Linked DNA regions of Homo sapiens: all the other regions are linked to region 1. Evidence: chromatin loops called from intact Hi-C (ENCODE). Cell type or tissue: IMR-90. All regions are shown on one strand. Region 1 holds the start of LINC02773 (long intergenic non-protein coding RNA 2773). Region 2 has its middle 4.2 kb from the start of LINC02771. Region 3 overlaps NSL1 (NSL1 component of MIS12 kinetochore complex). Region 4 holds the start of ATF3 (activating transcription factor 3). Region 5 overlaps ANGEL2 (angel homolog 2). Region 6 overlaps NSL1 (NSL1 component of MIS12 kinetochore complex). Region 7 holds the start of LOC124904507 (a long non-coding RNA gene).

Region 1 (4,000 bases):
CATCACTGGCCATCAGAGAAATGCAAATCAAAACCACAGTGAGATACCATCTCACACCAGTTAGAATGGCGATCATTAAAAAGTCAGGAAACAACAGGTGCTGGAGAGGATGTGGAGAAATAGGAACACTTACACTGTTGGTGGGACTGTAAACTAGTTCAACCATCGTGGAAGTCAGTGTGGCAATTCCTCAGGGATCTAGAACTAGAAATACCATTTGACCCAGCCATCCCATTACTGGGTATATACCCAAAGGATTATAAATCATGCTGCTATAAAGACACATGCACACGTATGTTTATTGCGGCACTATTCACAATAGCAAAGACTTGGAACCAACCCAAATGTCCAACAATAACAGAATGGATTAAGAAAATGTGGCACATATACACCATGGAATACTATGCAGCCATAAAAAAATGATGAGTTCATGTCCTTTGTAGGGACATGGATGAAGCTGGAAACCATCATTCTCAGCAAACTATCGCAAGGACAAAAAACCAAACACCGCATGTTCTCACTCATAGGTGGGAATTGAACAATGAGAACACGTGGACACAGGAAGGGGAACATCACACACTGGGGCCTATTGTGGGGTGGGGGGAGGGGGGAGGGATAGCATTTGGAGATATACCTAATGTTAAATGATGAGTTACTGGGTGCAACAAACCAACATGGCACATGTATACATATGTAACAAACCTGCACGTTGTGCACGTGTACCCTAAAACTTAAAGTATAATAAAAAAATTCATTGCAGATCTAGTATGTGCCAGATTAGTCCTTCTCAAAGCCTGGTTCCTGGACAGATTGCACCAACATCCCCCGAGATGCAAATTAGAAGTGCAAATAAATTATTGAGCCACACCACGGTCCTACAGCTTGAGAAACTTGAGGTGGGGCCCAGCAACTCATATTTTAATAAATCCTCAGGTGATGCTGATGCACACTAAAACCACCGTGCTAAGTGTTTTACATTAATAATCTCATTCAATTCCATACAAGCCTAAAGAGGTGGGAAGTATAATAATATCCCTGATTTACAGATGACAAACATGGGGTTTGGAGAGGTTAGTGGCCTGCTCCAGGTCCTCACCTGGTAAGGGAGCCCCAGGTCTGTGTAACCCACACCACTGCCCTCTCCCCTCACTACCTTGATGCCTCCCAGAAGTGAGATGCTTTTGTTCCAAGAGGGCTTCCTGTAGGCAGATGTGGGAGCAGGAGTCACTGGTGACACTGGAGCATTCTCCTGGGCTGATGGGTAGAATAGACAGCTATTTTTACTAGGTTTGCAAGACCAGCTGGATTGTTATCATCTATGAAACTAGGCAAACATCTAGCACTAGGACTGTCCCATTCTCGGGCTGGAGCTAAGAAGACATCGCTACTAGTTTGCAATATTCCCAGGGCACCTACCATCTGCTAAGCATGAGCTTCCGCAACATTGAGACCTGTTGTAACCACTGACAATGATGTCGCCTTCAAGGATGGATTAAGTTCCTACTACTTGAAGGCACTGTGCTAGAGGCTTTACAATATATTCTTCTCCTGGTGTTATTATGCCCTTTAACAGATAAAACCGTTGAGGCTCAGAGAGACGCGGGGACAACAGCTCTTACGCAACGGGGCAGGGTTCTGGCCTGCATACTCTAAGGATGATTTCTTCCATTATGCTATCGTTTGAGAAGACAGGAGGGAGTAGGGGAGAACGGTGGGGGCTCCCAGCAAAAGGACAAGACCCTCAGGGCCTGGGGTAGAACTGGAAGCCCACTCTTGACAATCAGTCCTTACCCAGGAGCACAGAGTCAGGGAAATCTGGTCCCAGCACCCATGCCCCCTTCCCCTCCTGGCTCCCTGACGCAGGAGAAAGCCCCCTGGGACTCACTGCGGGCCGGCGGGCACCTGTCACTGATGGGAAGAGCTCCTGTTTCCTTGCCTTGTGCCAAGAGGGCCCAAGGCAGACCTGCCAGCAGCCACGAGATGGCGCTGCGATCCAGGCGACTCCGGGCCCTGCAGCCACCCTCCCCGAGGCTGCCCCGCGGAGGACCCAAGCGGTCGTGGAGGACGCTCTCCCACTCCCCAGCTTCCCTCTTCCCTCCCTCCTCCTTCCTCGCCCCCTGGCCCTGCGAAGAGTGGAGGCCGCATCAGGGAGCCCTAGGCCCAAGGGCGGGCTAGGACTCCCCAGTGACTCCCAGGCAGCCCGGGGACAGCTGCTTCTCCCCTCCCCTGCCCTCCCTTCCTCTTTCCCTGGGCTCCTCCCCAGCCGGGCCAGCCAGTCCTGGGCCACTGCGCTCCCACAGCACAACTGAAGCAGGATCGCAACTCGCAGACTTAACGACTGCACAACTAAACATCAAAAATGAACTCTTCGTTAGAAGACATCCCTCTGCTTGAAAACGTAGCCGTCGAAGTTCCCTCTATGTGTCAAAAATAAGTTATGCGTAGGAGCCAGAGTCCCGTGCCTGGTGTCACCTCTCTTTCCCAAAATCCTCTCCCATCAAGAAAACCATGCATGTGCGTGGGTCCGCGCGCGCGCACTTGGAGAGGTAGAATTTTGAGTTGAAAATCTGAATCTACCATGAAAAATTGTGTGACACCAAGCAAGTGTTTTAAGACTCTTTGAGCCTCAATTTTCTCATCCATAAAGTGGAAATAATACCAGTAATCACTTCATGGGCTGTTGGAAAAATTAAATACATCTAAACCATTTACAGGTGCTTTAACACATAGTAAGTACTCAGTAAATATTATTTCTTTTCCTCTGACACTTATGGTGTGTGTCCATCATTTGGCATTCAATGCAGGCAGCCTTGCGTTTTTGGCTAATTTCTCCTATAGGACATCCCACCCCCAAGGGCCGTGTCTTGCATATCTGTATGTTCAGGAGCACCCAGCACAGACTCTCGCCTGGTGCATAGTAATTAGAGTGGGCCATAGTGACCACCAAAAACCACCGCCTCTGGCTTCAATTCTGCCTCCCTCCTGTCTTCTCTCAGGTGCTGGCTTCATGCACAACCCTGCTAGCGCAGCTACCTAGTGTCCTCTCCTCCACTTCTCTGCTTTGGGGCGGGTGGTGCCCAGCTTTCAGTGGTGAGACCTGTAGCCTTTTGCTCTCTGCTAGGCCAGGGAGCCCCTTCTGAGAGGGTAAGGGGGGCCAGGGTGGAAGGGGCATGGTTCTTGTTTTGTGTCCTGGAGAGAGTGTGCTCCATATAAAGCCTGCTTGAGCAGAGGAGAAGAAGCCGGCCCCGGCACCTTAGCCTTGACCCAGGTTCGTATGGTGTGGAGCCCTTGCTTCTGCTGTGATCGGGCCCAAAAGGTTAACAAGTCAGTTTGTAGAGGTCTGTGTCTGGGAGTTCTTTGGGGTTTTTATTTGTGTCTTTCCTGACTTTTCTATCTCTGAGAGTCAAGTCTTTCTTCCACATCTCTGTCTTGCACTGCAGTTCCCCAGTGCGCAATCATTCCATGTGTGTTGACGGACTGCAGGGCACATTGGCTCTGAAGGCTTTACCAAGCTGGCTCTCAGTCATATATATATTTTTTTAATTTTTGAGACAGGGTCTCACTCTGTTGCCCAGGCTGGAGTGCAGTGGCACAATCATGGCTCATAGCAGGCTCGAACTCTGGGGTTCAAGCGATCCTCCCACCTCAGTCTTCTGAGTAGTTGGGACTACAGGTGCCTGCCACCACACCTGGCTAATTTTTATTTTATATTTTAGAGATGGGGATCTCATCATGTTGCCTGGAGCTGATCTCAAACTCCTGTGCTCAATCAATCCTCCCTCCTAGGCCTCCCAAAGCGCTGGGATTGCAGGAGTGAGCCAACAAACCTGGCCTCAATCAGGTCTTTAACCGTCCAATTTATTCAATTCTGCCAGAGGGCCCCCTGCTGAAGCTGTTCACAGATTGCTCTGATATCATTAAAAAGCTAACCACATATGCAAATGAAGTGTTGGAGGTGTGAGGGTGGCTTGGGGTAGACAGTGCTTCTGGTTCATCTAGG
Region 2 (4,000 bases), 190 kb before region 1:
GGAGCCAGCTGGCCTTGGGTGGAACCTGCCTTGCTATGCCTCAATTTCCTTATTCCTATAAAATGGCGATGTAGTACTATTCAATTCTTAAGAGTTGTTACCTAATCAGTATGCCAGTTATCAATGCTAAAAAAATAAAGCAGCTGAACTGCCCACACAAATCAGGCTCCAACTCTTGCCAGCGACGGTCAAGATTTTGGGGCTCCAAGTATGTGGGCAGGTCCGTGGCTTTCTTCCACATTGTGCAGAAAGGGGAGAATGTGGGTTTCTGGGCGCAGCTTTGCAATTCCAGCAAGCCTGGCATATGTCTTAGATGAATGAATAAAGGATGAATGGGTTCTCTTTTCTCTGTCCCCACTGACATTGCTTAGCTGAGGGCAGGGCCTCAGCTACTAGACTCTCTATTCCATACTCCACACTCTTGCTAAAATGATCTTTCTAAAGTGCAAATTTGAGAATGTTTCTTTCTAGGAGGAATCCCTATATTATGCCCCTGCTTAAACCCTTGGAAGGCTTTCAATGGTCTATGATGCATTCCAAACTCCCTTCTAGGCAAAGCCTCAGGCCATCTCTCAAACCCACTCTTCTTCTTTTTTATTTATTTATTTTTTATTATACTTTAAGTTCTAAGGTACATGTGCACAACGTGCAGGTTTGCTACATAGGTATACATGTACCATATTGGTTTGCTGCACCCATCAACTTGTCATTTACATTCGGTATATCTCCTAATGCTATCCCTCCCCCAGCCCCCAACCCCCTGACAGGCCCTGGTGTGTGATGTTCCCCCGCCCTGTGTCCAAGTGTTCTCATTGTTGAGTTCCCACCTATGAGTGAGAACATGCGGTGTTTGGTTTTCTGTCCTTGTGATAGTTTGCTGAGAATGATGGTTTCCAGCTTCATCCATGTCCCTGCAAAGGACATGAACTCATTCTTTTTCATGGCTGCATAGTATTCCATGGTGTATATGTGCCACATTTTCTTTAACCAGTCTATCATTGATGGACATTTGGGTTGGCTCCAAGTCTTTGCTATTGTGAATAGTGCCACAATAAACATACGTGTGCATGTGTCTTTATAGTAGCATGATTTATAATCCTTTGGGTATATACCCAGTAATGAGATTGCTGGGTCAAATGGTCTTTCAAGTTCTAGATCCTTGAGGAATTGCCACACTGTCTTCCACAATGGTTGAACTGATTTACACCAACAGTGTAAAAGCATTCCTATTTCTCCACATCCTCTCCAGCATCTCATCTGTTGTTTCCTGACTTTTTAATGATCGCCATACTAACTGGCGTGAGATGGTATCTCATTGTGGTTTTGATTTGCATTTCTCTAATGACCAGTGATGATGAGCATTTTTTCCTGCGTGTTGGCCACATAAATGTCTTCTTTTGAGACGTATCTGTTCCATATCCTTTGCCCACTTTTTGATGGGGTTTTTTTTTTCTCATAAATTTGTTTAAGTTCTTTGTAGATTCTGGATATTAGCCCATTGTCAGATGGGTAGATTGCAAAAATTTTCTCCCATTCTGTAGGTTGCCTGTTCACTCAGATGGTAGTTTCTTTTGCTGTGCAGAAGCTCTTTAGTTTAATTAGATCCCATTTGTCTATTTTGGCTTTTGTTGCCATTGCTTTTGGTGTTTTAGTCATGAAATCCTTGCCCATGCCTATATCCTGAATGGTATTGCCTAGGTTTTCTTCTAGGGTTTTTATGGTTTTAGGCCTTACATTTAAGTCTTTAATCCATCTTGAATTAATTTTTGTGTAAGGTGTAAGGAAAGGATCCAGTTTCAGCTTTGTACATATGATTAGCCAGTTTTCCCAGCACCATTTATTAAATAGGGAATCCTTTCCCCATTTCTTTTTTATTTTTCAGGTTTGTTAAAGATCAGACGGTTGTAGATGTGTGGTGTTATTTCTGAGGCTTCTGTTCTGTTCCACTGGTCTCAGGCCCATTCTTCACCACCCTCTTCACACCCTAGCTTCTGGTCCTACCAAATAATTTGCATTCTCTGACGGTGCAATATAATCTCAAGTCTCCATGGTTTTGCCCATGTCATTCCCTGCACCTTGCCTGTCACAGCCCTGCCAGCTGGTCTGGCCCCATTATAAAGACTTATGACGCTCAGTGGAAGCACTGTGTCCTCTGACCTGTAGAGCCGGGAGCTTCTCCTCTGTGCTCCCACTTGCTCTGACATTATTCTGAGGAGGAAAGCTGAAAGGCTTGCCCGGCTTCTGGACTCTGGCCACTAGAGAGCAGTAGAGGGTAGACAAGCATCTGGCCTGGGAAACCCCAGACCTGCTCTTCTTGCTCTGTCCTTCCAGACACCGCCACATCTCACTCCCGGAATCTGCACAGCCCCTTTGTGGGTCTCTTGGCATCTGCCACGCCATCTTCACTTTTATGCGCAGAGCTGGCCAACCAAGGGCACTGTTAAAAAATAAAATTTCAACATAGTGAAACAAGTAATTGGCTTTCCTTTTTTTTTTTTTTTTTTTTGAGACAGGGTCTTGCCCTGTCATCCAGGCTGGAGTTGCAGTGGTGCGATCTCGGCTCACCGCAGCCTTGACCTCCCAGGCTCAAGCGATCCTCCCACCTTAGCCTCCAGAGTAGCTGGGACTACAGATGCGCACCATAAAGCTGAGCTATTTCTTTTGTAAAAGAAGGGGTTACACCATGTTGCCCAGGCTGGTCTTGTGCTCAAGTGATCTGCCAGCCTTGGCTTCTCAAAGTGCTGGAATTACAGGCATGAGCCACCACACCCAACCTTTTTTTTTTTTTTAATTGAGACAAAGTCTCACTCTGTTGTCCAGGCTGCAGTGCAATGGGGCAATCATAGCTCACTACAGTCTTGAACTCCTGGGCTTAAGTGATCCTCTTGCCTCAGCCTCCTGAGTAGCTGGGACTGCGGGCATGCACCACTGTGCCTAGCCCTACTTGGCTTTTATTAGTGATCCAGGAATCAGACAGCATATCTTCCAAAATAGAGGGAGTTCCACTCGGCACGACAGATCCATTGTAAGGTAGCTTGAGCAGGAACAAGGAAACAGAATACCACAAAAAAGCAGATGAGTTAACGTCAGGTTGCTTTCCTTATAAGGGTTAAAGGAAAGAGGACTATCTTATCGTGCCAGCTCAGGTTTACTGGGCCCTTTCCAATTGGTTGCCATAAATCTCCTATTTTTAGGAAAACATGATCTGTTAGGGGATTTTCCTGCTTCATAAAGTTTCAGTTTGATTATGCAGCACTTAGCACGAGTGACTCCATTTTGGCTTGGTCTGTTGGGGCCTAGTGTAGGACCTCAGTCCAAAACAATGGGCTCCTATAAATTTTATTTAACATCACCACGGAGTGGGGCAGTGAGTGAGAGGGGTGAAGTGTGACAACCTATAGATTGTATCTGTGAGTGCTCTTGCTGCAAACGGCAGGAACTCACTCTGGCTAACTCAAGCTAAGAACGAGCTTATGAGAAAGAATATTGGATGGTTTACAGGATTGATTCGTGTCTGGCAAACCAGGTTCGGGAAAATGGGCAGGGAACACCCTGAAGGCCAGGTAGCTAAGAACCTAGTCACAGCCGCTCAGCCTCGGGGTCAGGATGCCTGTGTGAATTCTGCTACCAGTTACCATGGACTGCTGGACTCTCGACCCCACTGCCATGGCTTGACCTCCCAGACTCAAGCAATCCTTCCACCTTAGTGTTCTGAGTAGCTGGGACTACAGGTGTGCACCGTCTCTAATTACCTGTCTCTCCCTCAAGAGTCAAAGCCCCCAGCCTGAGCATCCCACGGGCTGAGCCTGGGTCAAACATGGGCCCTAGAAGACTGTCTGCTTCCTGTCGAGACCACCCCCTGGAGGACTCCTCCACATAGGAAGGACTCAAATGTAAGCAGACAAAAATCAACAGATGTCCTCTGCGGGATTCACCGGTTTCCTCTCTAGAATGAGCTCATTCTGGAAGGCACTCAGGAGTTCATCTGAGTATCCAAGAA
Region 3 (4,000 bases), 120 kb after region 1:
TGTTTTGGTTATATAGTTTATACAGCCCCTTATGTGGCTTGGTTATACTACCACCTAGATAAGTAGGCAAGACATTCTGTAATATTTAGTGCAGAGCTGGAATTCACGCCTAAAGCATCAGGCGGCAAATCCAGAATTCGTCATTTTACTAATAATGAAACTGATGCTTGAAGAAGTCAGGTGACTTGGCCAAAGATATAAAGCTAATAACTGTAGGCTAATTTTGCTCTCCTTAAGGAACTGATGCTATTCTAAGCTTGTTAACATTATGAAAATGCATAATGAAAAAACTCAAAATTTATCCAAAAGACAGATTCTAATTCTTTTGCTTACTTTTGAAGTCTGAATCATATGATACAGAAGATTCTTCCACTAATACTACATAATCAGAACAGTGAAAGTAAAATCACATTTCAAAGGGTCATTAACTAAGTGTGTTTTCCCTACGATAAAACGGTAACCAAGTTTCTTTAGAGGGAAATTAACTGTATCTAAAAAGTAATACTTGAGTATATCATAATACCACAAGTTTCAATTACTGTTTTTTTGTTATTCAAAACCAAAACAAGTATATGTCAACCACTGCATATTGGCAACTACCCCTTTTTAGTGAACCATGAAAACTGAGGAGTGTTAGGTCCTAGGTCAATTTTTAATGTCAAACACAATAAGTGATGTGATTTTAGTCAACTTCAGAGTAGCTTTATGCTTATACTTCCCCCCCTCTCAGTTTATCCCATTAGCTTAGGATATTTGGGGAAGGTGGAGGAACATATTAAAGAGTAGTTCAGAATTCAACAAAGTACTCAAAGCTTTAAGTATAAATATCCCATATAAATAAATCCGGGATTTAACTGTTTTATCCTAACAGTTTAGAAATGTCATTTTAAGTGCCAAAAGGAAATTCCAAAAGGACTCTTAGAAAAACTGTTATAAATTTTTAAATGTGAGAATACAGTCATTTGAAAATATACATAATCCACATTTTTAGCAATGCTAGTTCTGCTGCTGGATTTACATAAATTTGTTTGTGTCAAGTTTATTTCTCCCTGTTGTATGGGATACATATAAATGGAAACAAAACTGAGTTCAAAGGCATAATGAGTATACTTATTTCTTCTTAAATTCAATATATTTTTATTTGATTTTAGAAATAATGAGAAACCAATGATGGTTACTGCACCAGGTGTGACACTATGAGAGAATGCTTTAATAGTATAGCTTTGGCTGTAATGCAAAGAATAGATAGTACAATGACAGAGATAGGAGGGTATTAGAAGTTAGAGATGGGTATGTGTTATAATAGTCTGGGTCAGGCAAGAACTTTATAAAAGCTCAGATTCCGGGGTAACACCCCTGGAATTCTGAGTCAATGGGTGTAAAGCTAGTCCTCTTAATTCTAGATGAAATGCTAAACATGAATGACTGGTAGGAAGTTAAAGCATCAAAGGGAGAATATCCTTGATGCTGACCCTTTTAGAAGAATATCAGAAACCCATAAAAATTATAAGCAGATGCTTCATTTTTACCACAAATGGATACTGACTCACCTGGATCAGGGTCATATTTTAGGTCCAGTGGATGTACAACAGGGTGGTACTGCTTCTAAACATAACATAAATTAAAACAGATTTAATCACTTAATGCTTCATATAAACATCTCTTTCAGCTAATATGGGAGATATACTATAGAGTCAGTACCATTCTTTTGAGGAAAAAAAATTAAATCCTACTGTCTGTAGGGAAGAGGAGGTGAGAAGGTAAAACCAAACTAAGTCTGAATTATGTCTTTTACAGTACTGCCACCTGCTGCATATACTAAGAAGTGGCACCATAAAAAAGTATAATCAGAAAAAGCAATCAAGCAAATTAAAAGCATAGAAACTGAATTTTATGTTTAAAGTACAGGGTAGTCTCCAATTATGAAGGGACTGTGTTTCAAAAGTTCATTCAGGACAAGTGTTTAGAACTCAAAATGCATATTTCCATGAAAACTCAGTTCTAAAAGGTGGCGAGGCTACATTACCACCACACTAAGCCTATATATCCTGCGACACACTGAAATTATAGTAGCAGAATTACTGGCACAGAATCTACAATGCAGGCAAAAAGAAAGAGGAAATTGCTCTTCCTTATTCTTGCCCAAAGCCAGCAGAAGCCAAAAAGGTTAAAAGAAAGAAAACAAGAAGAAAAAAAGGTCTTCAGCCAGCTGTGGTGACTCACACTTGTAATTGCAGCACTTTGGGAGGCCCAGGCAGGAGAATGTCTTTTGCTCAGGAGTCTGAGACCAGTCTGAGCAACAAGGAGGGAAGAAGGGAGGAAAGACGCAGGGCAGGGCAGGGCAGGAAAAAATTTTGAAAAGGTCTTTGGTATCCTCACCTTATCTATTTTGCATTACTTTTTAAACTACCACAGCAGTACCTCACCTAGGCCAGCCATCTTTCTTTTCTGCAATATTGATTACTAGTTTTGGGGGTTTAGGGGTAGTGGGGCAGTAACAAGGGCAACACTGAAAAATACACTTTCAATGTTTTTCCTGAAAAAAACTTTCAAGTGGGAGGGGTGGGGGAAGTGATGGAATGCGGTATTTGAGAACTGCTATAAAGAAAATTAAAAATTCTGCTCATGAATACTGTTTTTCACAGAATAACTAAAATGTTTTAGATACAATATTAAGCCGGGCATATAATGACCTGAAACAATCCTGAAACTGAGGCAACTAGAAGATTTATATGTGAACATTTATGTACTAATTTCAAAAACTAAAGGCAATAGTATAGCACAATCTAAACACAACATGTACCTCACTGGAGGGACAATGCTATTCCCAGCAAACCTCCCCTCCCCACCAAGGGAAGATTTGGGTCCAATTTTCTTGTGGATTTCCTATTTTTTATTTATTCTAGTCCTAATAAATCTGAAAAGATGAGGGTGTGATATGGTTGGTCATTGATATCTATAGTAATTATAAGAAGGAAGTCTACGGCTCTGCTTGTCTAAAAAGCTCGTGCTGAAGGAGCTGAATTCCTGGTCTTGTCACCCAGATGTTCATGATTTTTGCAGCAAAACAAATTACACCCAATTCATAAAGCAAATTTCAGTGTTATGAACAGGTACTAAAACAATCTTCATCATCAATTTAACTAAATGGTCTTCCAAAATATACAAACATACAAATATATGCCAAAAAAAAACAACAAACAGAAAGAAAAGTGTTAAAAGAAAAGCTTCTTTTTCCATCCTTGTCTCAGAATCATAAAGTCATTGTCAGTCTTCCATCACCAATTTCAATTTTAACCACTCACTATAACTTTCATTTTTTTCATTTTTGAACCAGTGTGTTCAAAACACAGTATAGTATGACTATACTATGTCATAGTACAACTTAGAAGAGTAAAGTCTTACAAGAGACAAACAATACTAATTGAGGCAGGAAAGAAAAAGACAACAAAATGTCACTTATCTCCACGTAGAGCCTTATATTTTAATGTTTTTATTGTGGTAAAATATACTATAACATTTTAAAGGCAAATCATCTTACCAGAATTTCTTGTTTTGCTTTTATGGTTTTGATGACACATTCCAGGATCTTTCTGGGATACTGCTTACGTTTTGTGGCTATATCTACTATGATTTCATCAAACTGATCTTCAAGTACTTTGATGTCAGAATCTATTTGAGAAAAAAAAATGTATATATAAAAAGTTCCCTAAAACTCATTGTTTACATTCTGTATGGAAATGTGCTATAAACTAAATTTAGAAAACACAAAATAATGAAGGAAAACAAATATGGCAAGTTAATGAATGCCCCCACTTTGGTGATTAATTTATTTACGCATTGAACAATCAATTATTGAGCATCTATAAGAAGCCAGGCCTAAACAAGAGAAATACAAAGATGAGCACAACATGATTCCTACTCTCTAAGAGTTCACAGTTTGCTGAAAGAAACAGACAATTGCAAGGCAACCTGATAAGTGCAATAGAGGTATGAGCAA
Region 4 (4,000 bases), 56 kb before region 1:
TGGTTTCACTGACATGTTCTTGTCAATTTCAAACGCTTTGTGATTGTAAAAAAAAAAAAATCGAACCGATACGGTCCTACCACTCGCCCTAGTTTCGGAGCCCGGAGCTGTCCTGCGTGTGCGTCCATGTGGAGTGTCCGGGGCTGCGGGCTCGGGCGCACGGTGCCAGCCGAGGGCTGCCCTCCGCTTTTGTGTTAACCGGCGGGCTTCTCGCGGTCCCCGCCGCAGAGGTCACACCCGGCGGGTAACGGCGTGGATACACCGAAGGGTGACTTTGGACACCTTCCCCACACCACAGACTAACGCTTCTGCCCCTACTCCGCCCCTGCTAGAGAAGTAGGAGGCCAGTGGGGGAGGGGGTATTTTCCTGAAGCTCCAGAAAATGACCACGCATTTTAGAGAAAGGTCGTGCCCGCTTCCCAGCCTCACCTAGTCTGGGCTGGGGCCGGGACCCGCCTCCCCACCTTCCCCGCCCCCCCCGCTCTTCAACCTAGCGGAGGGACAGATGCCAGCGCGGTGGAGTCATGCCGCTGGCTTGGGCACCATTGGTCATGCCTGGAACACGCAGCAGCGAGTACGCACATCTGGCGGCTATCCCGGGCGGCTCCGGTCCTGATATGGAGAGAGAGGGCGGGCTGGTGTGTGTCTCAGTGAGCGAGGCTGGGGGAACGCGCCTGGGCTGGCTCCTCCCCGAACTTGCATCACCAGTGCCCCCTCTCTCCACCCGCCTTCGGCCCCGCCTTGGCCCCTCCTCCACCCCCCTTCCTCCGCTCCGTTCGGCCGGTTCTCCCGGGAAGCTATTAATAGCATTACGTCAGCCTGGGACTGGCAACACGGAGTAAACGACCGCGCCGCCAGCCTGAGGGCTATAAAAGGGGTGATGCAACGCTCTCCAAGCCACAGTCGCACGCAGCCAGGCGCGCACTGCACAGCTCTCTTCTCTCGCCGCCGCCCGAGCGCACCCTTCAGCCCGCGCGCCGGCCGTGAGTCCTCGGTGCTCGCCCGCCGGCCAGACAAACAGCCCGCCCGACCCCGTCCCGACCCTGGCCGCCCCGAGCGGAGCCTGGAGGTGAGCGCTGGAAGCCGAGGGAGTGAGCGCGACGAGGGCTGCTCGCCTTCATTCCCTTCGCGCCCCTCTAAGTAACCAGTCCGCCGACCCCTGACCCACCCCGGATCCGCGCCCCCAGCCTCCGGCTTGGAAATAACTCTGGCTTAAACTTCTTCTAAGCCACCGCTGCTCCTCGGCGCTTCGAAAAGTTTCCCGCAAAGCGAAAGAACTAACTTTCTCTTTTGACTTGGGGCGCGAAAGGTTCCTGGTGACGGAGGTCGGGCGTCCACTCTGCCGCCAGCCTCGAGCGCCGCTTCTCTCCGCCGACGGCGCTGGCTTGCCCGGCTGGGAGAGGGCGTAAGGTGGGTGGGCGGGTGCGTTGGGGTGTCCGAGGCTGCCTCGCTCGCCGTCCCGCTCCATCCCTCGCTTCGAGACACGGCACTGTGGGAGCCGATCCTTCCCGGGTGGGGGGGGGGGGGCGCAGAGAGGCACGAAGGCCGGAGGCTTGCGGGAGGGCTGCCCCACGCGCCGAGAGGAATGAATGGGGAAGGGGCGAGAGGGCGGGAGGCGTCCCGGGCGCGGCCGCTGGGGGTCGCCCTGGGTACCCCGCAGCACTGGCGGCAGGACCGTGAAGGCAACCCCGAGAAAAAGTTAGCTGGGATAAGCTTGGAAGTGGCGAGCGCTGGTGTCGCGCTGTCCCGGGGCGGAAGACGGGGAGGGCTCCCGGCAACGGCTGGTGTCCGGACCCCGAGCCCGGGACTCCCACACACCTGGGACTCTCACTCTGGCTTTTCCTTCGGCGGGTCCGCGGGAGACCCACCGTGGCGGGGAAGCGAGGGTGTGGAGCCACTTGTGCAGATATTTGAGAGAATGGCTTTGTGGTCTAGTGCCAGGACTCTGAGCGCTTACACTGCAATCGATGTCGTTGGGCCTCAGTATGCGGAGCCGGGAAATAAGGGCACATGGGCAGTACCGGCCCCCTCTGCGTGTTGGAGGGCACAATGCAGTGGTTGGACCAGATAACTACTAAGGTCCTTTCTGTCTGGAGATTTTCAGATTTTGGAGTGGTGTAGTGGGGAGAAAAGGAGCCAGTGAGGGGACTTGAATGGGGTGGGTCTCTATCTAATGTCATTCACCAGTGTCCAGACAGTGGGGGAAAGGGGACTTTTCTGCAGGGCATCTTTTCCCTCACCAGCTTTCTTTCCACTGGATTCGTTCTCCTTCTCTGCTCCCCCCACTCCCATTTTCATTTCTCATCTACTTCCTTTCCTCCTAAACATTTTCTTTTCCCTAATTTCATTGCATAGGTCACATATGCTTTCTTACAAATAAAATAGTTACTAAATCCTTGATGAACCCAGAAAGAAAAGGAGAGCCAGAAAATCTGGATGTTCTCTCAGTGTACCCCTTTCGTTGTAGGTGACAGTCATATCTTCTGTTCGAAGTTTCTGTCTCTGTAACTTAAAGTGAAGGCAAAAAATTGGTATTACTGTCCCCATTGTTTTGCAGTTAGCATTGGTTGTAGAATAATGCTACAACATACAGGCTCCTGCTTTGAGGATATCCTGGGCAAAGATGGGATGGGGTGAGGATTGCAGTTACTGTCGGAATGGTTTCAGAGACAGCAAAGAAGGCAGCACCCCACGCCCGCAGTGGGGATAAGATACAGCACCCAGCATCTGTGGCAGTGATGGGAGCCTTCTTTTTCTCTCTCTCTTCCTCCTTGCCCTTTAGCCATTATAGAATTCCTTTTTCTCCATGGCCGTTTTCTTCGATAGCCCCTCCCTATCTCAGTCCTGTCAAAGTCTCCTCTGTGATTGGTACCAGGTGCCAGGACTCTTGACCCCTTATCTACCTGGCTAATGGCTCTGTTCTCTGGTTGCCTTGTTGGTTGATCCCTTGAGGCGGTCGATACCTATTGGTGATGGAGCAAAATGAGCAGTCGGTGGGTGTTCAGCAGCTTGGCATGGGCTGGGCCACTCACCAGCTTTATGACCTCAGGCAAGTCATTTTTACCTCCCTGGACCAATGTACTCATTATGAAATGAGAATCTGACCTAGATGATTCTAATATTGAGAGGGTGTGATTTCCATTAGATAGAGTCCATGATTCCTTCCTTTTTAAAATTGGCTGGGCATGGGACAGGGCCAGTGGCTTCGAGTGTTTACCCAGCCAGGGGAGGAGGAAGGACATAGCCAAGATGCCTCAGAAGCTTTCCAAGGGAGAAATGGTTTATATGTGAGAATTGGTTCTCTTTCAAATATGTAATGCAGAAATGCTGGCATCAGCAAATAGTGGGGTGAAACCTACCTGGTCTGTGAAGAACTTGGGGTCAATGAGAGTACAAAAGAGGCTCTGACTGACCTGAATGTCTTGAAGGTTCCAGTTAATTCCTCACTAACAGGGCTTTATTGAATTGATAACAACAGAATGAGTTTTTCCTGAAATGGAGAAGATGGAGTCACAGTAGTAATGACTACCCGGTGTGTATGTAAATCTCATATGTCCTTCTCAACAGCCCTTTGGGGAAGGCAGTTTTGATCTCAAATTACAGAGGAAGAGAATGAGAGGCCCAGAAAGCCTAAGTGATTTGTTGGTGGATGCTCAGCTTATGAGTGGCACTGATAGGCTTAGAAACATTGTCTCTGGCCCTTGATGCCCAGCTTTGCACCTCTTCAAGAGGTCTGGGAGGAAGACCAAGATATGAAGAGTTAGTGAAAGGCCAGTACTGGCTTCCTAGTAACATAAGATGGTTAGCAAGCAATGCTTAGTGGAAAGAGGATGAAAATTAAAAGTGAAAATTCAATGTAGCTGTAGCTACTAGGAAATAAAAATCTGGGAGCTGAATTTCCAGTTAAAGGAATACATGAGTAAACTTTCACTTTCTTGAAAATGATGAAACTGCCAATGATACAACATGATTTCTGATTGGAAATAATCAAGCAGAAACA
Region 5 (4,000 bases), 330 kb after region 1:
AAAAGAAAACATTTTAGAAACAAAACCACTAAAACCAACAGTTTAAATGACTATTTACAGAGCATTAGGTCTCCAAGTTAATATCTCCCCACTAGAGTTTTACAGGCTTCCTCATATTTCTGAGGCTTAACAAAAATAATTTTATAGCTGCCACTTTGTTCCAAAGACAAATTTCCTAATAAAATAAATTTCTATAGAACTGGTTCAGTAAAATAAAATCTCTCCCCTAAACCAGAGATCTTAAAACTGAATTTTTAAAAAATGCTGCCATGTGCAGTGGCTCCCGCCTGTAATCCCAGCACTTTGAGAGCTGAGGTGGGCGGATCACCTGAGGTTGGGAGTTCGAGACCAGCCTAACCAACATGGGGAAACCCTGTCTCTACTGAAAATACAAAATTAGCTGGGAGTGGTGACGCATGCCTGTAATCCCAGCTACTCGAGAGGCTGAGGCAGGAGAATCGCTTGAGCCCGGGAGGCAGGGGTTGCAGTGAGCAAAGATTGCGCCATTGCACCCCCAGCCTGGGCAACAAGAGTGAAACTCCATCTCAAAAAATAAAATAAAATAAAAATAAATAAATAAAAATGCTAGGGAAACAAAGGTATATCCCCAGTCTCTGCCTCTATTAAGCCCACCTCTTGTCTGTTCCAGGGTGAAAGAGTGAGCTTTACACGTTATGCTGGCTTATATTTCCCAAACATTTCCCCAACACGATGCAGGCATATTACATGGCTCAGGACAGTAATAAGATGGATTAAGCATTCTGTACAACTTAAAAAGCATTATCAAACCCCTTCAAAAACAAACTAAACAATGGCTGGTTGGATACCTGTGAATGACCCAAGGCTTTCTAAGATAAACTATTTAGAACTCAATAGAGGGGTCTCCTAATGAAATCAAGCCTTCTGGAAAGGAAACAACTTGTAGTTTGCAAGAACTCAAAGATACTTTGGATCCACTACAGAGCTTGCCAAAATTATGAAATGAAATTTTTTACTAAGCAGACAAAGGAAGATGCATTATATTTAAAAATCACTGTCAATTTTACTAGGATTTAGAATATAAAACCTTTACATCTCTTTTACAATAAAGAGAATTTAGAGCTCACTTGTCACGAAAATATTTTTCATTATTAAAAAAAATTGTTATAAAGTTATTTCTTCTGATATGGAGTTTCAAAGCATCTAACATAACCGCTTCAGAATCTCCACAGTGCAAAAATAAACAACATGCATACACTTAAGAACTTTACATTCTTTGAAAAACAATACAAATTGGAAAGAAAATTAGTATGTGATCAAAGAGAGTCAGAGCTCAAGTCTGAACTTTGCCAATAAAGGCAGATGATCTGAAGAGTTATTTTCGTTTGGAAGTCCATTAACAGTCCATAAGTCTTGTTCTGTAAGAAGTGACAGTCTAGCTAGAAGTTTCAAGCCACCAACCAAAGCAACTTCAGCTCCTACATTAAAGAAGCACACACATATTTAGTAAAATTGTCAACGGGTTATTGTAAATTAATCATACAAGTCTTTTCTCCAAACAAATATAGAACTTGAGGCCCCTCCAGAAGACTAAAAACTATGACACAGTTTTTAGAATATCTAAGCTTTATTGAATTATAACCTAATTATAATTATCAAACACACAGCAGTTTGAGATATTTTTTCTATTTCCAGCTCTGTAAACAATCTTTAGAAGAAAATATAAATGAAATACTTAAGAATGTTAAGGGTAATTTGTGGTTGACAACTACATAAGAAACTCATCCAGCAACCATTCTGTAGTTGCATAAAGCCAGAGACACCGGGCCACAGCCCTGTAGCAGTTTATAAGGTGAATGGAGAATAAATTAGTATAATTTAGTCCCAGATAGTCAGCACCCACAGAAGTGAAGATGACATGCTCTTTTTGAAATGCTGATCCATAACACTCTCCTGCCACCAAGTGAACTTCTGTCAGCATGACAACTACGAAAACCTTACTATAAATTCAAAGCAGCAGGCATATTTTTTGTAGAGTAGATCTAGTGGCAGGAATAAGTCATCTCGTGAGTGTTACTAATAAGGTTATTCCCAGAAGAAAGGAGGGGGGAACAAACAGAGGGGAAAAGGGTAAAGAAAAAGAAGCATCCAAAAAAATGGAAGAGAAAAAAATGAAAAAAATCAGAAAAGAATAAAACAGCTGCTCACATTCCAAAGTTTTCTTAAAGGTATTTTTGTACTTCCAGTAATCTTAAACTGCATTTTCTTCTCCACTTTAAATCCTTTGGCTAATGTTTAAAACCTGATTTTCGGCCGGGCACAGTGGCTCACGCCTGTAATCCCAGCACTTTGGGAGGCCGAGGCAGGCAGATCATGAGGTCAGGAGATCGAGACCATCCTGGCCAACACGGTGAAATCCCGTCTCTACTAAAAATACAAAAAATTAGCCGGGCATGGTGGCGGGCGCCTGTAGTCCCAGTGGCTCGGGAGGCTGAGGCAGGAGAATGGTGTGAACCTGGGAGGCGGAGCTTGCAGTGAGCTGAGATAGCGCCACTGCACTCCAGCCTGGGCGACGAGCGAGACTCCGTCTCAAAAACAAACAAACAAAAAAATTATATAGACTTTTCTGACCGAATGTGGTGGCTCATGCCTGTAATCCAAGCCACCCTGGGAGGCCGAGGTGGACGGCTTGAGCCCAGGAGTTTGAGACCAGCCTGGGCAACACGGTGAAACCCTGTCTCTACAAAAAATACAAAAATTAGGTGGGCATGGTGGCTCATGCCTGTAGTCTTAGCTACTCGGGAAGCTGAGGTGGGAAGGTCACTTGAACCCGGGAGACAGAGGTTGCAGTAAGCCGAGAATCATGCCACTGCACTCTAGCCTGGGTAACAGAGCGAGACTCTGTATCCAAAAAAAAAAAAAAAAAATATATATATATATATATATATATATATATACTTTTCCTCCTCAGAAAAATCCAATATTCCAGAGTCAACATGACAGCATAAGCTGTGTTGCTGGCAGTGTAACTATGGTCCTCCAATGAAGGCAGGACGCCTCGGTAAAATTTAAGCACAAAACTATGATGACCATTAACAACATACTCAGTTCCTGTCACAGGAAAAACAGTAAATTTATGGCAAGCAAAAAGAAAGGGCAATATGAAAGACCTATAACTCAGAGGCTGACTGGAACTGGAGGGTAGGACTGCTAATGTAATTCTTGGGTAATAATTTGCTTGGATGTGTTTTATTGCCTCCCTCATATGCAAGTAATCAACTGATTTATTCAAATATATTACCAATCTGTCTATTTCGAAATATTTTTACCTTCTAGATCTAGAACTTCAACTGGATGTTTAGAGAGCTTTCTTAACTTTAACCTTGAGGTTTTAGCTACTGTGCTCTCTAGGAGAATTTAAGATTACATGCATTCCTTACCTGGGTGCCCAGCAACATCTTCCTTTTCTGCAGAGTAGAAAATATAATCCACAGTTATGGCACTTCGGGAATGACAGGTGGTCACTTCTGGAATTCCAGTGTCAGGAAAGTAATGTGAATAAACAGATGACAAACTGAAATGGTGCTGTAAATTTGAAGACAATCTAAATAGAAAAGAAGAAGTGTTTAGAATCCGAGTTTTTGTAACTTCAAGAATTCCTCCTATCTGAATTTCTTTTTCACTTAATTTCTAGACTAAGACCAAACATTAGGACAAGCTTTATTTAAAAAGACCATATCATAATTTAGTATTAATTTACTTATGCAGTGATATCTAAAACCCATCAATAAAGCCATTATAAATGTGGTTTTTAAAAAAAGCTCAATAATTAACATACTAATGTGTTTTTTCATTATTTATAACGTGTGAATGCCTCCACTTACTAAAGAACATGTATTCTAACAAGTTTTATTGTGTTTTTAAGAAAGAGAATCAAGGGGGTCTTCAGGAACACTATTTGGAATCCTCTAGACTTTTGATGACAGAGAGGCCATATTCTTCTCTAATTTTTCTTGCTATC
Region 6 (4,000 bases), 84 kb after region 1:
CTCGGCTCACTGCAACCTCTGCCTCCTGGTTCAAGTGATTGTCATATCTCAGCCTCCTGAGTAGCTGGGACTACAGGCATGTGCCACCAGGCCTGGCTAATTTTTGCATTTTTTGGTAGAGATGGGGTTTCACCGTGTTGGTCAGGCTGGTCTCGAACTCCCAACCCCAAGTGATCCTTCCACCTTGGCCTCCCAAAGTGCTGGGATTACAGGTATGAGCCACTGTGACCAGCCTTACTTTCAAATAATATATGATTGTAGATAAATACTATAATTCCTTCACTTTAATGTGATTTATGTCATCTTCTTGCAGTTTCAAATATATTTAATGATATGATAATATCTGTTAACTTTTTACTTATCACTGATTGAATAAATATTATGTAATCTAGTAACACTATGAATTGTTGTTAGGGATATGGAACAACTGTAACTATCATACCTGCTGTTAGAAGTATAAATTGAAATAACCACTTCAGAAAACTTTTTAGTAATAGCTATAAAAGCCAAACATATGCCTACATGTGACCCAAAAATTCTATTTCTAGATATATATCTACGAGAGATGAGTATAAATGTGGTATAAGAATGTTCATAGTAGCTTTATTCATATAGCCAAAATCTGGAAACAAATCAAGTAACAACAGAAGAGATAAATTGTCTGTAGACACACAATGGAATACTACACAACAATAACAAAGAACTTCTGCTACATTCAAAACGTGGATGAATCTCATAGGAATAACACCAATTTAAAGAAGGTAACACAAGAATGCATACTATATGATTCCATTTACATGAAGTTCAAGAAAAGACAAAAATCTATGATGATGTAAGTCAGAATAGTGGTTATACCTGATAGAAATGGTATAATGACTAAAAAGGGGTATGGGAAACATTTTGGGGTACTGGAAATGTTATACAGGGTATCCATAAGGCTGGGGAACAGGATAAATATGTGCTAGTTACATTTTCAAATAATATGTTCAATATCTTTTTCTTCAACCTCAATATATTTTTCCAAGTAAAACACTTCTAAATTTAAAGCAGTGGCCCCAATTGTGAATATTTTTAAAAATACAATAAACGCACTGTTTTCTTTATGCTTCCAGGTTTTTTGGACACTCTGAATTGTATTTATTGTATACATGAAAACATAATAGGCACAGTATTAAAAAAATATAATCAATATACTGTTTAAAAATAAGTTTATCCTATATTTTCCAACTATGCAGATATTCTATTTCTAGATCATGGTGGCAGTTACATGTGTGTAGGTGTATGCATGTAAATAAATTCATAAAGCTGTGCATTATATGTTATACTGCAATATATGTGCACACACACATACAATAATGAACAAAATATTTATTAACATTTAATATGAAAAGTTATCTTTTATGAATAGGGTAAGGTAAAATCATATTCTTCTTCATTGTTATTATATTGTTTACATTACAAACTTTACAAAATAATCCATCACTTAAGGGATTTTGCGTTTTATTGTGTTTTTTTTTTTTTTTTTTTTTTTGAGACAGGGTCTCGATCTGTCACCCAGGCTGGAGTACAGTGATGTGATCACTGCTCAGTGCAGCCTCAAACTCCTGGGCTCAAGCATCTCACTCTGTCACCCAGGCCGGAGTGCAGTGGCACGATCATAGCTCACTGCAGCCTCAAACTCCTGGACTCAAGCAGTCTTCCTGCCTTAGCCTCCCAAAGTGATGGGATTACAGGTGTGAGCCACTATGCCCAGCCTACACTTTATTTTTTAATTAACAGCACTGATAACCATATTCACTGATTTGTGAAGCCTCTCACTAGGATTCTTAGAGACTAAGCGCCATCAATGACCAATATAAAGAATTCTTAAAATATCTCATGCTACCTTAAAAAGAAATTTGTCTCTAAACTCACATTGCTGAACAACAGCTGTTTTCTATCGGTTGCACAAGCAATGACAATGTAAAAAGTGCTAAGAGTAGTTTGGGTTTGTGTGTAAAATGGAATTAGGTCCTAGGCTGAATAATTATAAACATATTTTAACAAATGAATGTCTAGTGAGATATCCTAAAGTTGTGCTGGACATATGAGACATCTAGTATGCCTGGCCCCTGACTACAAAGTGCCAGCTACACTTTCCCATTAATATGGCAACCAAAAACTTTCTTTCACTTTTTCAAAGGGTCCACTAGAGGGCAGTACTAACCCCAGTGAGAACCCTGGCATTCTCATTTAGCTTCCAGAACTCCCTTGGGAACAGGAAACACATTCTTTTAATCTCAGAATCCCTAATGTTGAACAGAGTGCCTAACGTGTACAGTAGGTGTTCAGTAGTCATGATGGACCAAGGCTATGATAGAGGGTGCCATGGAGGCACAAAGGAGGGTGAGATCAATCTAACAAGGGAACCGAAGGGAGAGGGAAATCTTCACAGGTGATGTAAGAAAGTTGCCTTAATAGAGGATTTGGGGCTAGGTGAGCTGGGAGGAGGTGGGTGGTAGAGGATGTGATACATCAAAGACAAGAGAATAAATCAAGAAAGAGTAGAAAACAGGAACCAGGAAACACGATTTAAAACATGAGAGAAGGAAGGGAAATTCCCAGGACGATGATGAAAGGAACAGGCAGGATGAAAATTTTGCACCAGGCCTAGACAGCAGCCAGTCCAGACTGGAATAGGAGGACAGAAGGTTCCCAGAGAAGTATCTCCGAGGAAAAGATAAAGTTTAAAAATGGATCTGAGAGATAACCTTAAGTGTTTGCCATATTGAGATGAATTTTACAGTTCTGTTAGACACAACAGAAAACAAAGCAAACAGAAAAATAGGCCAGGTATGGTGAGCCACACCTGTAATCCCAGCACTTTGGGAGGCAGAGGCAGGTAAATCACCTGAGGTCAGGAGTTCGAGACTAGCCTGGCTAACATGGTGAAACCCTGTCTCTACTAAAAATACAAAAAATTAGCCGGGCATGGTGGCGGGCGCCTGTAATCCCAGCTACTAGGGAGGCTGAGGTGGGAGGATGGCTTGAACCTGAGAGGCAGAGGTTGCAGTGAGCCGAGATAGCGCCACTGCACTCCAGCCAGAGTCACAGAGCAAGACTGCCTCAAACGAAAAAAAATAATAATAAAGCAATTATTGTTCCAAAAGGGGTAGAAAGCTATTCAAGAAAGAATATACTCGTAGTAATAATTATCTGACTCAGGAACAAAATAATAATTACCTGACTCAGATTGAAGAACACTTACATAGTCATAAAAATACAAATATGAAATACTATTGATTTTTTTTACAAGAATGAAAGATTAAAAGTGAAGCTACTGAGTATAGATTATTCATTTGAGAAACTTAGTTATAAAAGGAAGAAGGGTACAAGGAAGAAAAACACAATGGCATGAAAACTTTCCCTACCTGTTCCATGGACAGCCCATTCCTATAGTAGTATGGGCTGACATACATTCTCAATCAATCTTATGCAATTTTAGCAACCCTGGGAGGCAAGTGGGTTTCATCAGCCTCCTTTTGTAGGTAAAGAAACAGAAGCTGAGAAATGTATCTAGACTTGAATAAGAACTCACATCTCCCTCCTAGAATCCAAAGCACACACTCTTCTACATTCTATAACTTTCCAAAATACTGCTTTGTCAGGAATTATACTGTCCTCATAAGAATATAAGTTAACTAATGGTAAAAAGTTAGCTTCAACATAATGAAAATCTCTTGAAATAATTGTGCCTGGTAAAGAACTAAAACATTAAAACTCTAGAACAATTATAGAATTAAATGTTTAAACTATTAACTTTATGGTACCTTTTTTTCTTTTTAAATGAATTAAGTCCTTTACATTTAAAACTAAGTAGCACCAATAATTAATAAAACCATTTTTTTTAAAGACAAAAGAAGGAAAACACAACTAAAAATGGTCACTAAATATATGAATATATTATCTGTAAATGCATGAAAAAGGCATTTTTCCAACAATATCTGCTTAGGAAATTTCA
Region 7 (4,000 bases), 250 kb after region 1:
GACACCAGACCAACTTAGACTGCGCCTCAAAAAAAAAAAAAAACTTGTCATTCCTACTATTTTCTGTCTAGTCATACTCCTATTCACCATTCTCAACTACTCATACATGCCCTGCTCTTGTTTACACTGCCAGTTTACACTGTTTTTCCAAGCCATCACAGCTGATATCTCCTGGTGCTATCCCCAAACTGCCACTCTTAACTCTTGAAGTAAATAAATAATCTTTGCCGGCAGGACTATGCCAAATCTCCTTAAGCACTCTCTAATCAGACATCCTGAGTCGTCCCAATTCTTAGACCTTTTATACCTGTTTTTCTCCTTCTGTTATTCCATTTAATTTTTCAATTCATACAAAACCGTATCCAGGCCATCACCAATCATTCTATATGACAAATGTTTCTTCTAACATCCCCACAATATCACCCCTTACCACAAGACCTCCCTTCAGCTTAATCTCTCCCACTCTAGGTTCCCACGCCGCCCCTAATCCCGCTTGAAGCAGCCCTGAGAAACATCGCCCATTCTCTCTCCATACCACCCCCCAAAAATTTTCACCGCCCCAACACTTCAACACTATTTTGTTTTATTTTTCTTATTAATATAAGAAGGCAGGAATGTCAGGCCTCTGAGCCCAAGCCAAGCCATCACATCCCCTGTGACTTACAGGTATACGCCCAGATGGCCTGAAGTAACTGAAGAATCACAAAAGAAGTGAATATGCCTTGCCCCACCTTAACTGATGACATTCCACCACAAAAGAAGTGTAAATGGCCAGTCCTTGCCTTAACTGATGACGTTACCTTGTGAAAGTCCTTTTCCTGGCTCATCCTGGCTCAAAAAGCACCCCCACTGAGCACCTTGCAACCCCCACTCCTGCCCACTGAGCACCTTGCGACCCCCACTCCTACCCGCCAGAGAACAAACCCCCTTTCACTGTAATTTTCCTTTACCTACCCAAATCCTATAAAACGGCCCCACCCTTATCTCCCTTCGCTGACTCTCTTTTCGGACTCAGCCCGCCTGCACCCAGGTGAAATAAACAGCCATGTTGCTCACACAAAGCCTGTTTGGTGGTCTCTTCACATGGACGCGCATGAAAACCATAAGCATTTTCCAATTGTCCTTTAAAACCATTATTTTCCATAACCACATAATATTGCAATAAGCTGACATAACATCGTTACCTAATGCTTCTCTACTCTTGGACATTCATTCATTCACTTATTCAACATGGAGCATTTAGAATTTTGTCAGTTTGTGGTAGGAGCTGGAAATGCAAAGACAGTGTTCCTCTTTCAAGATGCTCAAAGACAAGAAAAGAAATCATTTCAGTCCACAGCACTTGCCAAGAGGACATACATGTGCAAATGAAATGGGAGCCCCAGGGGGGCAGCGGCCCCTTCTGCTAGACACAGACATGCAGGAGCAGACTCAGTTCTCAGTGTTGGAATCAGGCAGGGCTTTTCTGATCGTTTGAGCAGAGGATTGCGCTGTTCAGGAGGCCCCAGTTTGAGTGTTTTATGCCCCTTATGCTTCTCTGTCCATCCCAGAACTCATTCTCACCTTCTAGTTTGTCAAAATACTCTCTCATCTCCTTTCATCTCAGATACAAAAGACAGGCAACAACCTCAAATATAATCCCAGTTGTATTTGCATTTTAACGTGGTCTAGACTGAATAGATACAGCCCTGCCTGCCTCCATTGTCCAGTAAGGCAAACGGGGTGAGGTTTTGGCTCTCCTTGTGTCCTTATCGTTACTCTGCCTTAGACCATTGCCTCTTTGGCTTGCAAGTACATCTGACTTTTTCTAAGTCCTGAAAATCTGGCTGCTAGACCCTCACCTGGCACTGTGCCTGGAGAGAGCCATTTCCATTCCACAGATGGGGAAATCACCCTCTCTACTGGTCATTTCATGAACTGTTGCAGACTCATTGCTGAAATTTCACTGGATTGTGGTGAGGGGGTTGGGGGTGTTGAGGATAAGGGACCGGGATGTGCCAGTTCATTTCAGCCATATCATCAAACCTGTAGCAGTCACTTGCCCCAAACACACACACTCAGACACACACACGCACACCGAGACCTCCCACTGCCTGGATGGAAGGTCACACTGCATGGGGCAGTGGTGAAACATTAGCTATCAATGACCTTTCTAGTGACGCATGAAGCCAAATCATGGGATGGTCTATGCGAGAACAGCCCAGTGACTCAGCCTAACTGGAGGTAGAAGTTGTCCAGGACCCCACTTCTGTGAAATGGGAGACAGCATGCTGTTTTTCACCAAAGGCTGCTCCTTTGTGGAATCCCTTGGGCGCCCTTGGGCTGTGCTGCTCCAGGCCCCACCCAGTGGCCCAGTGAGGGGTTCCCTTCCACAGGAACCCCTCAGCCACACCCGCATGCTTTCTCCATTCCCAGTCCCTGGGGATGAACAAGCAAGAAATGGTGGCCCTGCACTCAAACAGCAGATGCACGTGGGGCAACAGGATTTGGACACGGTGTTAGCCTCGGAGCCAGGTTACTTGGGAATCTGTGAAAACAAGCTCTCCAAGTCGGGATAGATGCTCGCCTGTGCCTGGAAGAGTGAAAGCACCAATCCTCAGCATTTCTCCCCCATTGTATGCTTCTCAGGGAGAAAAGGACACGACTTTCTCTCTTTCTCTCTCTCTCTCTCTCACACACACACACACACACACACACACGAGTACTATGTATTTCTGCAACACTGGGGTAAATGGATGAGGTCTGTGAGTGGAGGCCCCAGCATGATCTCCAGTACCCCAGCTTCTGCCTCGCACCCCAGGGCCAAGGACTCGCTCCATGGCATCCCTTAACCCAGAGGTTCCCAAACTTGGAATCACCCGGAAGGCCTGTAGGAACACAGTAGGTCTGAGGCGGGACCCAAGACTTTGTATTCCTAACAAGGTCCCGAAGAACCCTGGGATCTTGCTGGAGCTGCTGTTTTGGGACTATACCCTGAAGGCATCGCCCTGCAGTAGCTGCCCCAGGCAGCCGAGAACAGCCACTGCCTCTCTCCACCGTGGCTCCCGGGCTGTCCCAGAAACACTCCCTCTGGCCTGACTGGAAAGATGACCCGGCTGTTCTTTTCTTTACGGAAGGCTTTTGTATTTCCCCCATGAAGAGGAACAATATAGAGATTCGGTTTCTCGGGCAGCCCGGCTGTTCCAAACCCGTGGGTGCATCTGTGACTGTGGTGGGGAAGGAACACAGATGGTGCTGCGAGGCCGTCTCCAGACTGTGGAAGCCACAAGCCACTGGCGTCTGCTTCTGTGGAGAAACAAACTTCAGCCACCCACGGGCGCCCCCGCAAGGGCCGGGCTGATTCCTCGAGAGTGGCTGGCGCTGGGCCTGCACAGCACTCTTCCCTACTCTACGCTTACCTTCCTCCCCTCCCCTATCCTCTGGGGCAATTCAGAAACGGAAGACATGGTGGATGTGAGAAGGGAGTGGAGGATAGGGAAAGGCGGGTTGGAAAACCTGGCCTGGAGGTAATAAAAGTGACTTCCCACCCAGTGAAGGCAGCACTGACACCCGCTCCATGCAGTCCCGGGATGGCCACCAAGTGAGGGAGCAGCAAAAAAGAGAAGACGCAGGGAAGGTGAGAAGAGGCTCTGCCCCGCAGACTGCACAGGAGATCCACCGCTTCCAACAGGGAGCATTCCTAGGTTTCAACCACAGCCCTCGTTCTTCTGAGAGAGCAGAGGCATGAAAGACAGACGTTCATTGTCTTAATTTTTTTTTTTTTTTTTTGCTCCAGGAATTACCTAGAGATCCCCAGGACTGCCACGCTGGGCCAGACTCACAGGACACTACTTCCCTGAATTATTCGCTTCTAGAACTATGGATGATGGGTTCATCTAACCCTTCCTTGATTTGTTTGTTTTCACTATGTTATTTATAAAGATAATGGGTTGTATGATAAATACTTCTTTTTTCTTTTTTTCTCTCTCTCTCTTTTTTTTTTTTTTTTTTTTTTTGAGAT

The links. A loop is a pair of places that touch in the nucleus more often than their neighbours do. Peaks named below come from ENCODE experiments on the same cell type or tissue, not always from the same donor. Only the 100,000 strongest peaks of a DNase experiment are listed, where the experiment ranks them.
Region 2: a loop joins it to region 1, with 4 times the contacts of the local background. A loop is called at or near these places in 18 of 110 quality-filtered maps.
Region 3: a loop joins it to region 1, with 9 times the contacts of the local background. A loop is called at or near these places in 85 of 110 quality-filtered maps.
Region 4: a loop joins it to region 1, with 4 times the contacts of the local background. A loop is called at or near these places in 16 of 110 quality-filtered maps.
Region 5: it touches region 1 in a loop (13-fold over the local background); 47 of 110 quality-filtered maps call a loop at or near these places.
Region 6: it touches region 1 in a loop (9-fold over the local background); 10 of 110 quality-filtered maps call a loop at or near these places.
Region 7: a loop joins it to region 1, with 9 times the contacts of the local background. A loop is called at or near these places in 2 of 110 quality-filtered maps.

The regions. Positions count from the first base shown.
Region 1 is chr1:212,663,434-212,667,433 of GRCh38, forward strand. It overlaps LINC02773 (long intergenic non-protein coding RNA 2773), which reads right to left and starts at 2,212. Exons shown (of 4, transcript NR_183483.1): 1 at 1,886-2,212; 2 at 1,154-1,254. RefSeq lists silencers at 1,967-2,276, 3,832-4,000. In IMR-90, a CTCF peak has its summit at 1,976 (motif pointing right); DNase peaks (open chromatin) are centred at 1,978 and 2,258; H3K4me3 peaks cover 292 bases; H3K27ac peaks cover 671 bases.
Region 2 is chr1:212,475,072-212,479,071 of GRCh38, forward strand. No RefSeq gene overlaps it. Among named protein-coding and RNA genes, the nearest start is that of LINC02771, 4.2 kb to the left of the region's middle. In IMR-90, a CTCF peak has its summit at 2,259 (motif pointing right); a DNase peak (open chromatin) is centred at 2,290; H3K27me3 peaks cover 127 bases.
Region 3 is chr1:212,780,822-212,784,821 of GRCh38, forward strand. It overlaps NSL1 (NSL1 component of MIS12 kinetochore complex), which reads right to left. Exons shown (of 6, transcript NM_015471.4): 3 at 3,542-3,672; 4 at 1,551-1,605. Among named protein-coding and RNA genes, the nearest start is that of NSL1, 9.0 kb to the right of the region's middle. In IMR-90, a CTCF peak has its summit at 1,811 (motif pointing left); a DNase peak (open chromatin) is centred at 2,230.
Region 4 is chr1:212,607,862-212,611,861 of GRCh38, forward strand. It overlaps ATF3 (activating transcription factor 3), which reads left to right and starts at 900. Exons shown (of 4, transcript NM_001674.4): 1 at 900-1,069. RefSeq lists enhancers at 1-525, 526-1,483, 1,222-1,281 and silencers at 562-771, 1,392-1,531, 1,542-1,721. In IMR-90, a CTCF peak has its summit at 1,639 (motif pointing right); a DNase peak (open chromatin) is centred at 630; H3K4me3 peaks cover 2,366 bases; H3K27ac peaks cover 1,468 bases; H3K27me3 peaks cover 447 bases.
Region 5 is chr1:212,993,736-212,997,735 of GRCh38, forward strand. It overlaps ANGEL2 (angel homolog 2), which reads right to left. Exons shown (of 9, transcript NM_144567.5): 8 at 3,420-3,583; 9 at 1-1,457. The coding sequence ends at 1,306. Among named protein-coding and RNA genes, the nearest start is that of ANGEL2, 20 kb to the right of the region's middle. In IMR-90, a CTCF peak has its summit at 1,946; a DNase peak (open chromatin) is centred at 1,946.
Region 6 is chr1:212,747,832-212,751,831 of GRCh38, forward strand. All of the region lies in intron 4 of NSL1 (NSL1 component of MIS12 kinetochore complex), which reads right to left. Among named protein-coding and RNA genes, the nearest start is that of NSL1, 42 kb to the right of the region's middle. In IMR-90, a CTCF peak has its summit at 2,203 (motif pointing right); a DNase peak (open chromatin) is centred at 2,220; H3K27ac peaks cover 205 bases.
Region 7 is chr1:212,913,585-212,917,584 of GRCh38, forward strand. LOC124904507 (a long non-coding RNA gene) reads left to right here and starts at 3,539. Exons shown (of 3, transcript XR_007066874.1): 1 at 3,539-3,616; 2 at 3,776-4,000. RefSeq lists enhancers at 151-752, 753-1,353, 1,354-1,955, 3,159-3,758. In IMR-90, a CTCF peak has its summit at 1,895; a DNase peak (open chromatin) is centred at 2,137; H3K27ac peaks cover 231 bases.